Linked DNA regions of Homo sapiens: region 2 is linked to region 1. A link is an interaction called in ENCODE POLR2A ChIA-PET data of the cell type or tissue named here. Cell type or tissue: IMR-90. All regions are shown on one strand. Each heading gives the region's core, and the rest is flanking DNA. Links, peaks and the distances in the headings are about the cores only. Region 1 holds the start of FAM200C (family with sequence similarity 200 member C). Region 2 has its middle 7.5 kb from the start of TTC1.

The links. Peaks named below come from ENCODE experiments on the same cell type or tissue, not always from the same donor. Only the 100,000 strongest peaks of a DNase experiment are listed, where the experiment ranks them.
Region 2: POLR2A ChIA-PET joins it to region 1 with 10 read pairs; 10 of 35 experiments call an interaction of 5 or more read pairs at or near these places.

What each region holds. Positions count from the first base shown.
Region 1 is chr5:160,398,677-160,407,394 of GRCh38, reverse strand. FAM200C (family with sequence similarity 200 member C) reads left to right here and starts at 7,341. Exons shown (of 2, transcript NM_022090.5): 1 at 7,341-7,756. SLU7 (spliceosome associated SLU7) reads left to right here. Exons shown (of 16, transcript NM_006425.5): 12 at 766-927; 13 at 2,260-2,364; 14 at 2,515-2,586; 15 at 2,839-2,955; 16 at 3,931-5,754. The coding sequence ends at 4,110. RefSeq lists a silencer at 2,406-2,606 and enhancers at 7,652-7,801, 7,695-8,380, 8,700-8,718. In IMR-90, for the core only: no CTCF peak of the experiment used is centred there; DNase peaks (open chromatin) are centred at 7,284 and 8,394; H3K4me3 peaks cover 1,655 bases; H3K27ac peaks cover 1,342 bases.
Region 2 is chr5:159,997,308-160,006,025 of GRCh38, reverse strand. No RefSeq gene overlaps it. Among named protein-coding and RNA genes, the nearest start is that of TTC1, 7.5 kb to the left of the region's middle. RefSeq lists a silencer at 4,813-5,013. In IMR-90, for the core only: no CTCF peak of the experiment used is centred there; no DNase peak of the experiment used is centred there; H3K27ac peaks cover 588 bases.

The sequences.
Region 1 (8,718 bases), core at 565-8,564:
AATAATGCAAAGAGAGCCCTCTTAATCCATGAAGAATAGTCCTTTTCTTCCTTTCTCTTAGTCAGATGGTAATTTTGTATGAGCTTTTGCAGCAAAACAAGCTACCTCAAATCTTAATAGCTTAAAATAAACATTTATTGTTTCTCACAGTTGGCCAAGTCTCCTGGTCTGGGCTTGCTCAGCTGAGGTTAGATGATGAACTAAGATGGCCTCACTCTTGTGTTTAGCAGTTAACAGGCTAATTGTCCTAAGGGGACCTCTTCTGGGACAGCTCATCTCCACCCCATGTGGTCTTTCATCCTCTAGTAGGGTAGCACAGCTTTTTAAAATGGCATTCTCAGAGTTCTAGAGAGTGGCAGCAAAAAGTGTGCTGTGGTACATAAGTGCCTTTGCTTGCATCACATTTGCCAACTTTCATTGGTCAAAGCAAATAACATGGTCAGGCCCAGATTCAAGGGACAGAGAAAGACTTCGTCTCTTGATGGGAAGAAAAGCAAAGCCCTGTGGCAAAAGGGCATGTATAGAAAGATAAGAGGAATTTATGGCCATCTTGTAACTTACTGTACTCAACAGATGAATAGCAACTGAGACATCTTCTATTTGCCTCAGAAAAAATTTGTGGCTTTTTTTTTCCTACTGTGCTTTCTATAACAAAACCCAGTAAAGAATGTTCCCTTTCTTTCTGATTAGAAATAAATGTTTTCTGGAAATTTAAATGCAAATCAGGTTGTAAAATGTATTGAATAATGTCCAATGTCCTTTTAGTATGGTGGCCAAGAACATTTGGATGCCCCTCCAGCTGAATTGCTTTTAGCCCAGACTGAAGACTATGTGGAGTACTCAAGACATGGGACAGTCATCAAAGGACAGGAGCGGGCTGTTGCCTGCTCTAAGTATGAGGAGGATGTGAAGATCCACAATCACACAGTATGTGCTAAACTGGAACAATTTTGTGTCCTTGTTGGTTTTGCTCTGTATTGCATTTTTCCACTACAACTTTATTAGCTAACCATTTGTATTCTCTATGCTTTAAAAAAAAAAAAAAATTTTAACTGTTTCATGGAATTTTTTCAAAAATAGAAAAATTTTGAAGGAATACTATGTTCATCTATATACCCATCATCTAAATTCTGAAATTTTTAACATATTGCCTTATATGCTTTGTCTAGTTGTATGTGTGCATATGCACAGTTTTACATATATATGTAAAATACACATATATACACACATATAGTTTATGTATATATTTATTTGACTGAAACATTTGGAAATTATGTATATCATGACATTTTATCCATAAACGCTGTATCACATATCTCCTTAAAATGAGGATTTTCTTCTATATAACCACATCGACATTATTGCACTTCAGAAAATTAACATTATATCACCTAATATCTAGTCATTAATCACATTTTCCAAAATATACAGAAAAATGCCTTTAACACCTATTTTTTGTTTTAGTCAGAATTCGTTTCAAATTTCTTTTGATCGTTATGCGGTTATTATGTCTCTTTTCTAGAGTGTATCTCTTCATTTTCATGACGGTGACCATTTAACAGATTAGGCCAATTAGTTTGTAAATTGTCTCATATTCTGTATTGACTGGTTCCTAGTAGTGTTATATAACTTGTTTCTCTATCCCTGTATGTTTTATAAATAGGAATTTAGGTCTAACGGCTTGATTGGATATAAGTTAAATATTTTGACAAGAATATTTAATAAGTAATGTAGTATATTCATATTGCATTGTAAACATCATAAAGCATATATTGTCCTTTGCTGTTCTCTTGAAGTAACCAAACTACAATTGTCTCTCTTAGTTGAGGGTCAAAAACCTAACTCCCTATAGGAGCCAGACCAGTGATCATACATGAGTGAAGTGAGCCAGGCAAATTGTACAAACTGGAGAACACAAGCCCTATCTAATGGGGCATCCACTGTTCAGCAACAGCTGATTATTGCCAAGTGGTTATATAGGCCCAGAATTTCCCACTCCTACGTTTTTCAAGAGAAGTCAGATACCCTAAATTTTTTAATAGGCTTTTGGGAATAGAATTTAAGAGTTTTGTAACTACAGGTCCTGCTTCTCACACTTCAGGTCAGACTACCTTCTCCCTGTTAGCCAGCCTTGAATCCCCATAATTTTTCTCCCAAATTACCTTTAATGGGCTGTATTATTTTATACTCTTATCAACAGTATACAGAAGTTTCTAATTTCAGCTTCCTTTTTAAGCTTTTTAATTTCTCTCTCTGCAGCATATCTGGGGATCGTACTGGAAAGAAGGCCGATGGGGATACAAATGCTGTCACTCTTTTTTCAAGTATTCCTATTGTACTGGAGAAGCTGGGAAGGAGATTGTTGTAAGTAATTGTCTTTGGTTCTTAAAGGTATAAAACAACCGAAGCTCCTAAGTCAAACTAAAACATGCTGTCTCATGTTTCAAATTTTAACTTGTTCTTAGATGATTAGTAACTATGACACTCAACTCAAATTACATGTATTTCCCACAGAACTCTGAGGAGTGTATTATAAATGAGATAACTGGGGAAGAATCTGTGAAAAAACCTCAAACCCTCATGGAGGTAAGTTGATAATCATTTGTCCTGAATTTTTAAGTCCTGGAGGGAGGGCTTTAAAACCTGCACCTGAGTTTTTTTTTTTCTTTTGAAACAGAATCTCATTCTGTCGCCCAGGCTCGAGCGCAGTGCACGGTCTGGGCCCACTGCAACTTCCGCCTCCTGGGTTCAAGTGATTCTTGTGCCTCAGCCGCCCAAGTAGTGCACCTGAGCTTTGTTTTCACATTAATAACACTGCATTTCAATCCTCCCTTTCAGCTGCATCAAGAAAAACTGAAAGAGGAAAAGAAGAAGAAGAAAAAGAAAAAGAAGAAGCATCGAAAGAGCAGTTCAGATAGTGATGATGAAGAAAAGAAGCATGAAAAATTGAAAAAGGTAATTTGTGAAGTCTAAATAGTAAAAGTGACAAGTAGCAGTATTCTTTGTTTTTTGGGTTGTTTTTATTTTTTTGAGACAGGGTCTTGCTCTGTTGTCCAGGCTGGAGTGCAGTGGCACGACCGCAGCTCACTGCAAGCTCCACCTCATAGGCTCAAGCAATTCTTCTGCCTCAGTGTCCCAAGTAGCCGGTATTACAGGCACATGCCCCCATGTGCAGCTAATTTCTGTATTTTTTTATAGAGCCAGGATTTCACCATGTTGCCCAGTCTGGTCTCAAACTTCTGAGCTCAGGTGAACTGCCCACCTCATCCTCCCAAAGTGCTGGGATTGCAGGCATGAGCCACCGTTCTTGCCAGTATTATTTGTCAAGGCCTTTATTTGTAATGGCCTGTGATCTAGTCCTGTCTCCAAATGCATTTTTACAATGATGAAACAAGCCTAGAGTCTGAGTGATTTGCTCAAGTTATATTAATGGAGATATTGTGAGGTGTAGGTATTGCCTTCTTCTTGGAGTATTTAGTAATTATGACTAATGGACAGAAGAAATGTGCATTCTAAAGCATTTTAGAGTTATTGGCATGTTGACCGGAAAGAATTGCCTTCTAGCTCCGTAGTTTGTAAGTTTTGGCAAGTCCTTGAGAAAAGTCAGAATTGTAGTCTCTACCAGAAGCATCATTTGTGAGCTTGTATAAGTAAAGTGAACCTCATTTAATTTTTGTTATTAAATAAAATTTCTTCAACATTGATTTAAAATGTTATAGAATGTTTTGTGCTGTATAAAAATATCATATAAGCCAAATAGTGATTAGTTGTAGCTTGACAGTAGAAGGGCTGACTCCAAAGCTCTTTCAGGCAATCTGCGTTTTTGATAGAGCAGTTCATATTCAGTGGGGTGTGTTGGTACTCTGCCACTTTTGAAGAAAAGACATCTGATGTAGAGCTGTGATACACATTTTATTCCTCTCACTATAGGCACTGAACGCAGAGGAGGCCCGCCTTCTTCATGTCAAGGAGACCATGCAGATTGATGAGAGGAAGCGGCCTTACAATAGCATGTATGAAACTCGAGAACCTACTGAAGAGGAAATGGAGGCATATAGAATGAAACGTCAGAGGCCAGATGACCCCATGGCCTCTTTCCTTGGACAGTAGCAACTAGTCAGAAGACCATCCAAGATAGATGCAGCTGATACATTCTTTTCAGCTTCTTATTGATGATTGTAGATAGAAAAATCCTTGTTTATTCTTCTTGCTGCCTGGCTTTAATAAATATTTCAGATGCCTCACAGTAAGTTCACTCCTTTCCATACTGAGGAAACAAGAAAAGAAGAAGAGGCACATGAAGTGTGCTTTTGGGAATAGAATTTAAAATTGGATTAAGATTTTATTTCCAGTTTTTTTTATTTATTTATTTTTTTTTTTGAGACGGAGTCTTGCTCTGTCGCCCAGGCTGAAGTGCGGTGGCGCGATCTCGGCTCACTGCAAGCTCCACCTCCCAGGTTCACGCCATTCTCCTGCCTCAGCCTCCCTAGTAGTTGGGACTACAGGCGCCCGCCACCATGCTCAGCTAATTTTTTGTATTTTTAGTAGAGACGGTTTCATCGTGTTAGCCAGGATGGTCTCGATCTCCTGACCTTGTGATCCACCCGCCTCAGCCTCCCAAAGTGCTGAGATTACAGGCGTGAGCCACCGCGCCTGGCCTATTTCCAGTTTTATGTGAGTCATGTAAAAAAGCCTTGGCTCTCTACCTATTAAGAATGTCTCTTTCTCTGTATTTATTAAGCTTCAAACTTTATTGCTTCGATTTTTGTGGCCCTATATTTAGTATTAGCACACCTTGGTTTTGAGAAAAAAACAGGGCTTTGTTTTTTTAAATAATTACTAGCAACTCTGTGACTACATTTATTTTTATTTTTTTTAGAGACAGGATCTTGCTATGTTGCCCAGGCTAGAGAGCAGTGGCTTTTCACAGACAAAGTCATAATGCCCTGCAGTCTTGGGCTCAAGCGATTCTCTCTTCCTTGGCCTCTGGAGTAGACTAAATGTGTTAGTCTTTGAATGGAAAACAACTATTTTCTCATCATTGGGTCAATATTGACTGATCAGTAGTAGGTCTTTTACCATTCTGGACATAAGTCTAGGTGTAGAAATCCTTTCCTTTATCATAGAGGATATGGTTTACATTACCGTTTGTTTTCATTGTGATTGCCCCTATGTAACAATCATGAATATTAGATTTTTTAAATTGTAGAATATCCTAATATTTATAGCCAGCAGCTGTTACTTTGTTTGTAAAATTTGCAAAAAAACAAAACCTGAAGTTGGTTTATTGAAAGAATTATAAGGATAGCTTCTAGGGATATTAGTAATAGATTGCCATGATCCTGAAGCCTCTTCTCAGAACACTGTGAAGATAATACTGACAGTAGAATCAGTGAAAACAGCCTAACAAAACCTCTGACATCAGTATATCAACTTTTAACAGCCCACTCACTGGCTTTTCTAAACTACCAAAAACCACCTGTAGGATACTGCATTAAGTCAGCATCTCAGAAACAGTGGTGTGAGTAACTGAGTCAAATTGTCAAGTACTTTGGATATACATAGTGTCGAGCTTTAGATTGGTATGAAATTAAACAGCAATGCAAATAGATTTAATTCCTATTTACTTTAAGAATGAAAAACAATGTTCATTTTCCTACCTAAACAGGGTGGTTCAACATAAAGGCTGATGTTGTGTCCGTTTTGTATTTTATCTTTTGTTAAAGATACATAAATGACAATACTTAACTGTGAGTGGTTTGTAGCATTATTTCTAATATTTGGCAGAAAAGTTGTTTATGGGACAGGGAGGGGAACCTGGATTAGCTTCTGTGAGTTTAAGAAAATTTCAGCATCTTGTCACCTAACCTTTCTGGACCTCTTTCCCTCTTCTATGAGGCCTGGTTTACTTAGATTTAGGAAGAATTCTGTAATATCCAGAATCATGTCTTCTGTTTTATTTTGGAAAAGTAATGCCTAGCCAGCCTGGCCAACATAGCAGAGCCCTGTCTCTATGAAAAATACGAAAATTAGCTGGGCATGGTGGCACACGCCTATAATCCCAGCTACTCAGGAGGCTGAGGCATGAGAATTGCTTGAACCCGGTTCAAGAAGTTACAGTGAGCTGAGATTGCGCCACTGCTCTCCAGCCTGGGCAACAGAATGAGACCCTGTCTCAAAAAAAAAAAAAAAAAAAAAAGAAAAAAACATAATGCCTAGGACATTACTCAGATTGAGCTTTGATTTTATTATCTCAATAATAGCTGCCTTTTGAGTGCGAGAATTATGTACTGTAATTGTCATAATGTTATCTCCTTCCTCAAAAGAATTTCATGGGGTAATGGATGATATGTAAGTTTTACAAAAAGCACATGGAATTAACTCCAAGTAACCTGCACAAATCCTAACCGTTGGAGTCAGGACATGAAGCTAGCTGTGGGATTCTGAAGCCTACCCCTTTCTCTAGTATTGAAGGCCCTAATTTCTTGACCAACAAGGCTGGTCTTTAGCAGTTTCTTCCATCCACAAAAAACTTCAGCAGCCCGTCAATATTTACCAGGCTCACCCTTAACACCTGAAAATGATGTATCTGGCCCACATTCGTTGACGCCCCACCACTCCTCACACACACTAGTCTTATGGAATGCTTCTAACAAGATTGTACAAAAATGAGTAAACTCATTAAGTTTATAAGAATTCTGGAAAGACCCCCAAACAGGAAAGGGCTATATTCCGGTTTCTTTCAACAACGTTTCCTAGTTTCTACTTGGGATTTTTCTCTAAAACCTCTCTAATATGGGTTTATTTCTTTGAAATCATGTTGTTGAAAGAATTTAAAATAAAAATATTTCAGATATATGATGATGACATGGAAATTCATCCCTATGCTCCCACTTACGGAAAGTGGGATCAGCTTGCATAGGCAACAGTACACAAGCTATGGAAGCTCATCCTCCACTGCTGAAATGTCTAATCTGAAATTACAATGAGCTTCCTTCTCTTTTTCTCTCATTTATTCCACATGGAACATGGCAATTATCAGGCGTTTTATCTCCAAGCTCAAAGCCCGACACAATATAAAAGTTTAAGTGCTCTGCATGTTAAAAAGAACTATGTGGAGTTTACAGCCCCTTCCATTCCTGAAATTGTACAGTTCATCCTCTCTGGCAGACACAATAAACAAACGATTTCTTGTTCCACGTACACAATCTTAAAAAAAAAATTGGGAAGGGCTAGCGCGCATGCTCAATACTCAAGCCAGCCAGCCCATCCCACAGCCCTTTGCTACTGCGCCTGCGTGTGGGAGACGCCTCTCCCAGTTTGCGGGCGGGAAGCACCCTGGAGAACCCGGATGGAACCCGGGCCTGGCTGAGGCGGAGGTTGTTGCGGATGCTTCTCTCTCCAGGCGCACCGCAGATTCCTGCCCGGGGGTTGGACCCGAGGAACCGCCGTCTCTACTGGTTCCGACGGCCAGAGGCTGGGCCCTAGGCTGAGCGGAGAGTGGGACTGGAGCCTGAAACGGGCGCCTAAAAGAAGCCCGTGCATCCCATAGGCCTGCGCCTCAGGCTTGGAGACGGGCGGGCGGAGACCGCGCTGAGTCTTTTTTTTTTTTTTCCTAGCAGCTGGCGTTCTTATCTCACCCGGGAGGCTGTAAAAATCTCCGTCCTTAACAGTAACACCATCAGGTCCTATCAGTTAAGAGCTGCTTGTTATTTGCATGCATTCTTATAATTAAATCTCCTAACAACCCTGTAAGGTAGGTACTGTTATCCCCTCTGGAGGAACTGAGGCTTGGAAAGGTCCCATCCTGTAAGTGACAAAGCCACGATCCCAGGCGTTTGCCCCTGGAGCGTCTGCCCAGCCACCAAGTTCCTGCCCCCATTCTCCTGGCTATTGATTTTAACTGTAAAATGTAATGGTTAAATGCTCTGCCTCCCCAGACACCTGCGCCTATCATGATCTTGCATACGCAGTGGCTAGAAAGAAGTTGAATTGTATTTGGTTTGGAGTTTTAGGTTTACAGCTGCACTTTGGTGTTTTCACTGCTGGAATATATATATATTAGCATTCCCTAAATATTTGTTTTGTGAGTGTTCACTTTTAACTGATTTTTCTCATTTGTAATACTTTTTCATATCTACCCTTCATAAACTTGCAAAAACATTTTACTTTGTTATATCAGATCTTTCATTAAGCATCTGAAGATAATCTCTCAAAAGAATCATGCTTAAAATGAGTGATATCTATCTTAAGATAATGCTTTTTATCTTTTTATTATGGAAAGTTTCCAAAATACATTAAAATAGAACGGTGTAATGATGTATACCCATCATCCAGCTTCAAGAGTTACCAACTTAAGGCCAGTCATTTCTTTTATCTCCACCCCGCTTTGTGCATGTTTGTGAGTGTGCTGAAGTACGTATTTCAAAGGAATCCCAGACATCTTATTTCACTTGTAAATAATTGTCTGTATCTAACAAATGAGGACTTTTTAAAAACACAACCACAATACCATTATCATGCCTGTTTAACAATATCTCCTTATCATGATGCTTTTTAATGTTTACGTTTTTTAGGATATTGTAATTCCTAAATACCACAAAAGCGCAAGTGCAAATTGTGAGGTTCTAAAACACAAGCCTCTTGGGCAGTAAGTTCATCTTTGAGGCCCTTGAAAATTCTTGCCACCTGTTCTCCCTTTTTGAGGGTTATGGAGAA
Region 2 (8,718 bases), core at 315-8,314, 400 kb after region 1:
TTAATATTAATAGCACCTAGCACAGTAAGTACTCAATAAGTGTTTGTTGTTACTGTAATCATTATTACTATTAATGAAGATCTCACAGATATTACCATTATTATGATTAATTACTAATAGTGATTTTATTATTACTATGTTAATGAATACTACTACTATTATTAATAGTGGCAATATTTGTGAAGGTTTCATTCACACCCCCCAGATAGGGAACTGAGCACCCAAGTTTGTTGAAAGAATCAGTGCTGAACATAAATTATTGAATAATGAATAAATGCTAGGCATCATACTAGGTCCAGTGGTGGGTATAGCAATAAATCAAGAAAGTAGCAAAAGAATCAGTTTCCCTCTTTTTTTTTTTTGGGGGGGAGCAGGTCAGTGGTTTCTTAATGACACATGTCCATCACCTAATCAGTTGTATTGAGCCCAGTTGGTTTTGGGGATAAAACCTTACATTCTGGGACCCTCTAAGTCCTGAGCTCCATTCTCTCTGTTTCCCCGGGACTGAGCTTCTTGAGCTTGCCAAAGGAGGGTCTAAAATCCAGGAACAGTCAGGGATGCTAAAAGAACTCCTTGAGAATGAGATGTATATAAAAATAAATAAGGCTGGGCATGGCGGCTTATGCCTGTAATCCAGAACTTTGGGAGGCGGAGGCAGGAGGATTGCTTGAGGCCAGGAGTTTGAGACCAGCCTGGCCAACATGGTGAAACCCTGTCTCTACTAAAAATACAAAAATTAGCTGGATGTGGTGACACAGGCCTATAATCCCAGCTACTCGGGAGGCTGAGGCACGAGAATCGCTTGAACCTGGGAGGCAGAAGTTTCAGCGAATTGAGATCACGCCACTGCCCTCCAGCCTGGGCAACAAAGTGAGACTCTGTCTCAAACAAAATATATAATAAAATAAAATAAAAATAAATAAATAATTATGATGTAGATTATGCATTCCTACAGTGTTTCCAAAACATGCTTTTGTTTCTTATTTTTTCCCAGTTCCAATCTTTGAATTAAAATTTCTGATGAGACATAATCAAGAATTAGCATCCTGTGCATTTATGTCTACATTTTTGTTTTCCCTTAGATCAGCATGCCCAATAGAAATACAATGTCAGCCACATATGTAATTTATTTATTTATTAGAGACAGGATCTCACTCTGTCACCCAGGCTGAGTGCAATGGCATAATTCTAGCTCACTGCAGCCTCAAACTCCTGGCCTCAAGTGATCCTCTCATGTCAGCCTCCCAAAATGCTGTGATAACATGCATAAGCCACTGTACTGGGCCACACATATTTTATTACTTTATTTTGTGACAGGGTCTCACTCTTGTCACCCAGGCTGTAGTGCAGTGGCACAATCATAGCTCACTGCAGCCTTGACATCCTGGGTTCAAGCCATCCTCTCACCTCAGCCTCCCAAGCAACTGGAACTACAGGCGGATGCCATCGTGCCTCTTTTTTTTTTTTTTTTTTTTTTTGTAGAGAGAGGGTCTTGCTATTTTTACCAGGTTGGTCTTGATTTCCCGGCCTCAAGGTATCCTCCAGCCTTGGCCTCCCAAAGTGCTGGGCTTATAGGTGTGAGCCACTATACCTGGTCAAATTTTAAATTTCCTGGTATCGGCATTAAAAACAGTAAAATAAGTAAAATTAATTTAATATTTACTATTATTAAATGCAATTAATGTTTTATTTAATCAAATATGTCTAAAATATCCTTTGGGCATGTGATGAATATAAAAATGTTTATCAAGTGTTTTTTTTTTTTTTTTTTTGAGACGGAGTCTCACTCATTCTGTCGCCCAGACTGGAGGGCAGTGGCACGATCTCAGCTCACTGCAACCTCCAGCTCCTGGGTTCAAGTGATTCTCCTGCCTCAGCCTCCTGAGTGGCTGGGATTACAGGCATGCACCACCATGCCCAGCTAATTTTTTGTATTTTTAGTAGAGACGGGGTTTCGCCATGTTGGCCAGGCTGCTCTTGAACTCCTGACCTCAGGTGACCTGCCTGCCTTGGCCTCCCAAAGTGCTAGGATTACCGGTGTGAGCCACCGTGCCCAGCTGTAACAAGTTATTTTACATTCTGTTTTTCTTACTAAGTCTTTGGGATCATGTGTGTATTTTATAGTGTATCTCAATTTGGACATCAAATTTTCATCAAAAATACTTGAGTCTGCATTCACATTTCATAAAATCTATATTTTAAAAAATTGATTCATATATGTAAGTTTTTTCAAACATACTTCCCAGTAACTGAATTGAATATCAGTTTTTAAATTTAAATTAATTAAAATTAAATAAAATCAGAAATTTAAGTCCTTGGTCGCACCAGCCACATTCCAGATGCTCAGTAATCACATGTGGAGAATGGCTGGTGTACTGGACAGGACAGGCTTAGACTTTCCAGAACAACTAACTATTATTCATAGAGAATTTACGTGCATCAGGGGCTGTGCCCATTACATTTGTAATTGCAGGTAATCTTTACAATAACCCTGACCTCTCTTGTTTCTTATAATCTTTTCACAAAGCATCAAAACTGATCTTTTCAAAACATGAATCATGGCTGGGCATGGTGGCTTATGCCTGTAATCGCAGCACCTTGGGAGGCTCAGGCAGGAGGAGTGTTTGAGGCCAGGAGTTCGAGACCAGCCGGGGCAGCATAGTAAGACCTTATTTCTAAAAATAAAAAATAGCCAGGTGCCATTGCACGCACCTGTCATCCCAGCTACTCGGAAGGCTGAGTGAGGAGGATTCCTTTACCCCAGGAGGTCAAGGCTGCAGTGGGCCACATGATCACACCACAGCACTCCAGCCAGACCCTGTCTCAGAGATTTAAAAAAAAAAAAAGGAAAAGAAAATATGAACCTTGTACAATTCTTTTATTGACTTCCCACCCTGATTAGAATAAAATCTAAAATCCTTACCATTATGCATAAAGCCCATGTGATCGGGCCTCTGCCTCCCTCTCTGACCTCATCTCGTACCACCTTCCCTCTTGATACTATACTACTCTCTGTTCCTAAAACAACATTTTTTTTTTTTGAGATGGAGTCTTGCTCTGTCGCCCAGGCTGGAGTGTAGTGGTGCAGTCTTGGCTCACTGCAACCTCCCAGGTTCAAGCGATTCTCCCACCTCAGCTTCCCAAGTAGCTGGGATTACAGACGCACACCACCATACCCGGCTAATTTTTGTACTTTTTTTTTTTTTTTTAGTAGAGACGAGGTTTCACCGTGTTGGCCAGGCTGGTCTTGAACTCCTGACCTCAAGTGATCTGCCCGCCTCAGCCTCCCAAAGTCTTGGTGTTACAGGCGTGAGCCACCACGCCCGGCCCTAAAACAACACCTCTTTTCCCATCGCCACACCTCTGTGCTCCATGTTCCTGTGGCTTGATACCATTAACAGCTCTTCCCATGGTTATTGCTCATTCTCACACTTCAGGTCTTCAATGTCACTTAAGTAGCTCACTCTATTACATCACCCTCTATATCCCCTCCGTATCGTTTATCACCATCTGTAATAATCTTATTTACTTGATTATTATAGTGCCTTCTATTAGATGGTAAGATCCACAAGGATAAGGATCTTGTCTGTATTATTTGCTGTGAAATTTATAGCTTTTCACAGTGTCTGGCACACAATAGGCACTCAAATATTTGTTATGCAGGTGGATGAAATTGGTAAGTACTGTTATTGCAAATGATAAGACTGAGAGGCTCAGAGAGGTTAAAAGTTTTTCCCAAGGTCACACAGTTAGTAGAATGGATCAGGGACTTAAAACCCAGTCTAACCACAAAGTCTATATTCTTCTAAAGAACAAAAGTGCTGGGCAGATTTAGTAACCTTAACTGCAAAGAGGAGAAGTGACTTGAAGGTGATTTATATCTATAAAAAAAAAATGTGGATATATATTTGGCAGGAAAACTCAGCCGTTTCTCAGTGTCAGGCAAATGGCTCAGAGCCTGGTTAAAGATTAGGCTTTTAATGCTGGTGTTGGATGGGTGGAGGGACCAAGACTGACACAGTCTTCGAAAGAGTTATCCAGAGGCTGCCCAGGCAAGCATTCTGCTCCCACTCACTTGAGTGCTCATTCCCCTTTTGCCCTCCACCTTGGTCTTCTGGACAAAGATAATTCACTGCCTCAACCATAATGGAATGGCTGACCTGGCTGACCTAGCATATTCCCCTCACTGCACCCCCCCACCCTCGCACTCATCAGCTGGACCCAAACAGTTTATTCTGAGTTGTGAAACTTACTTCCAACCCTCACTTTATTATATGAAATGTCAATGTTGGTTTTAAAGCATAAAGCATTGTGTCCCATGATATACAAACCATTGCAAGTTTAGGCAGGTGGCCAATTTTGGTCCAGCTGGTGGCAAGGGCAGGTGTCGGAAGGAAGGGGACATTTGCTGAGTGCTGACTGGGTGCCAAGCACCGCACAGAACACCTTCAGCTGTCATTTAGACTCATTTTGAAGGGGAAGGAAATATTTTCACTCCAGAAAGGAGACAGATTTCTTTGTCATCCTCTGTTCAGGTCAAAGCAGAGATAGTGGGTTTTTGGGGAGCTGACTAAACTACAAATTCCTCAGCAACAAGCTCACTCTGGGGATTGAGATCTCAGCTTGGAAGTTCCCACTCTGGGGGCTCACATTTTAAAGAGGATGACTCTACCCTCCACCACTCCAGTTATCCACAACTGCTCAAACGCCGTTGTCACACAAAAGCAGCCATGCACACCACATAAATGAACAAGAATGCCTGTGTTCCAATAAAACTTTATTTATAAAAGCAGGCATCAGGGGGGACTTGGCCTGTGGTCTGTAATGTGCTGACTCCTGTTTTAGAGATGAACTGTGATATCAGACTGGCCAAGACTGAATCCCAGCTCTGCTCCAACAAGTCCTATCACCTTGGACGAGCTCCTTAACTTAAGTAAGCTTCAGATTCCCTATTCGTAACATGGAGACAATGACAGTATTTTCATCCCAGGGCTACTGGGATGCATAAGAGAATTAACATATGTAGAATACTCAGAGCCTGTCTTTTAAAAAGTAACAGCTGGGTGTGGTGGCACATGCCTGTAATCCCAGCTACTCAGGAGGCTGAGGCGGGAGGATCACTTGAACCCAGGAGTTCAAGGCTGCAGTGAGCCATGATTGAGCCACTGCACTCCAGCCTGGACAACAGAGTAAGACCCTGTGTAAGGAAAATGAAAATAAGTGATCCACATGCCTCAGCCTCCCAAAGTGCTGGGATTACAGGTGTGAGCCACTTCCCCCAGCATAATCAGTTGATTTTTTAAAAAATACATATAAAAGTGGACTTTTCAGGACGGGATGGTGGCTCGTGCCTGTAATCCCAGCACTTTGGGAGGCCGATGCGGGCAAATCACTTGAGGCCAGGAATTTGAGACCAGCCTGGCCAACATGGTAAAATCCCATCTCCACTAAAAATATGAAAATTAGCTGGGTGTGTTGGCAGGCGTATGTAATCTCAGCTACTCGGGAGGCTGAGGCAAGAGACTTGCTTCAACCTGGGAAGTGGAGGTTTCAGTGAGCCAAGATTGCACCATTGCAGTCCAGCCTGGGTGACAGAGAGACGCTCTGTCTCAAAAAAAAAAAAAAAAAAAAAATGGGCTTTTCTTTTTTCTTTTTTAGTAGCATAGAAATTTCCTCAAGCCTGACTTTTAGCGGCATTATTTATATGACTCAAACCCCAACATCATCCTGAAATTCTCTTGAAGCGAGAAAAAAAAAAAGAATAGCTTCCAGTGTGCAAATCAAACATCCTCCCCAACATAAATATCTCAGACTATTTCCATAAATATTTGGAGAAACTGATCAAAATAGTAGCTTGTTTAGGAACTATCTTGCTTGTCCATGTAGACTACTTCACTCACAGTACCCTGTGTCTTTTAGTTAAAGACTATGAAAGCATTCAGCAGTACTTCAAACATAATTTGAAGTACTTTCTTAAACATAATTTAACAAATAAGATATTCATAGCCTGGGCATGGTGGCTCGTCCCTCTAATCCCAGCAGTTTTGGAGGCTGAGGTGGGAGGATCACTTGAGGCCAGGAGTTCAAGACAAGCCTGGGCAACATAGACCCCATCTTTACAAAAAATGAAAAATTGGCCAAGTGTGGAGGCATGTGCCTGGAGTCCCAGTTACTTGGGTGGCTGAGGTGGGTGGATCACTTGAGCCCAGGAGATTGAAGTTGCAGTGAGCTTTTGATGTGGTTTGGATCTGTGTCCCCACCTAAATCTCGTGTTGAAGTGTAATCTCCAGTGCTGGTGGTGGGTCCTGATAGGAGGTGATTGGATCATGGGGTCAGTTTCTCATGGTTTAACACCATCTCCCCTTGGTGTTGTGGTCACAATAGTAAGTTCTCGTGAGATCTGCTTCTTTAAAAGTGTGTGGCATACCCACGTTTTTTTTTTTTAATGGCAAATCCACACTGTCAGATAAGGCCCATGGCCTTTCTAGTGTTTTCCTGCACTGTCCTTAAAATGTGACCATAATGTCCCTCTTTCAGGCAGGAAGAAATGTGACAAAGATAAAAGGCATATACAGGGCCAGGTGTGGTGACTCACACCTGTAATCCCAACCACTCAGGAGACCAGGGTGGGAGGGTTGCTTGAGCCTAGGAGTTTGAGACCAGCCTGGGCAACATAGCAAGATCCCCTGCTACAAAGGTAGAGGGTGTAAGGTATTTCTTTATAGCAGTACAAGAACGGATTAATACAGCTGTGTTCACACCACTGTACCCCAGCCTGGGTGACAGAGTAAGACTCTGTCCTAAAAACAAACAAACAAACAAACAAAATATATTTGTAGATCTTTACTTGGCTATTTGAAACATTAATTATGGCTACCTAAGCTGACTTTTAGATGAATATTTAATAAGTATTCACAGATATCCAAAGACACAGATTATGAACAAGACAAACCAACCTTCCTTATTTTTCTGTCCTTTGTCCATTTATCCCGGTTTAGAAGTTGTAGACAAAATGAACTGTGTTTGATCTATAACTTAAAATCACAGTACATTGACTCAAGCTTTTCAAAGAGCCTAAGATAATTGGAGCTACAAGACCCATTGGCGAAATCTCATTTTATCTTCTATTTTCGTAAGTAGTTCCATCCAAGTGCACTTAAGATGCAGTTCCCCCTTTATTATTGAATTTTATATGAATTCAGCCCTAAACTGGCACTAAAAAGATAATATATGGTTGTAGCAGGACACTTACATGGAAGTGACAGAAAAACATCAGCGTCTCTGGGAAATAGGTCTCAAGTTGAAGAATATAGTAAGACTCAACATTCACTCAGCACTACAGAAGCCGATCCTGTGTAATTGAAAATGCGTAAGCTCTGCATTCGTGTGTGCTTACATGAAGATTACTTTGGTTCCCCTAACAGCTCTGAGCTAGACAAAGCAAGTATTACTTCCATTTTACCGAAGAGAAACTGAGGAAATTGAGAGCTGAAAGGACTTGATCAGGAAGACCACGATAGCTTATGACAGAGTTATATTTATAGCCGGAGGGACAAAGAGATCTCTGTCCAGTTCTTCATCTCATTTGTTCTATGAACTCCTTTGGTGGGCTGCTGAAGCCTCTGGATCGCTTCTCAGAGAAATTTTTTTAAATGCATAAAACAAAATATACTGGAATATGAAGGAAATAAATTATATTGAAATACAGTTCCTATAATACTAACAATAAAATTAGCAAGATATATATATCTACGTATCTACATATTCTGTTTGTCTACACACACACTCCTTTTTATTAACACATTAAGTATAGCAGGTGTAATAACTACCACAATTTTGAAGTAGTGATGAGTATATTCAATATTTCAAGTCATCTGAAACAACTGTAATATGCTATGAAATATCTGATATTCTTTTGGTGATAAAGTCAAAAGCTCTGCTAATATTACTATGTTCTATTGGCTAAGTTCATAAAAGAAGGAAAAACTAAATTTCAGTTAAAAGTTAGAGGCCAGGCGCGGTGGCTTACGCCTGTAATCCTAGCACTTTGGGAGGCCGAGGCAGGAGGATCACCTGAGGTCGGGAGTTTGAGGCCAGCCCGGCCAACATGGTGAAACCCCATCTCTACTGAAAATACAAAAATTAGCCAGGCGGGGTGGTGGTCATCTGTAATCCTGGCTACTTGGGAGGCTGAGGCAGGAGAATTGCTTAAAACTGGGAGGCAGAGGTTGCAGTGAGCCGAGATTGGGCCACTGCACTCCAGCCTGGGTGACAGTGCAAGACTCTGTCTCAAAAAAAAAAAAAAGTTAGTGAAGATAAGAATGTAATTTTCCCCCTATCTAAAGTCATGACCCTTCCCTCTAAATTTTATCCATTGTCCCTTTAGGGGTTTGTAGATCTCAAGTTAGGAACTCCTTATCTAGTCCAATCCCTCATAAAGCAGATGAACAAATGAGGTCCAGAGAGGGAATGTGATTTATCTAAGACATTTTAGCCACATAGCAGGGAATAAACTAGAACCCAGAGGTTGGTAATTCCTTCTCTATAAGGCTGTTATGAGGAATAAATGTAACAATATATGTAAAATCTTAGCACAGTACCAGTGACACAATAGGCATTTGTAGAAAACTGGCCACACAACACAGTAGAAGCAGAGAGATGAGACTTTCTGGAAATCTCTGTAACAGAGGGCAAACTCAGCTGTATGTGTCTTTTTGT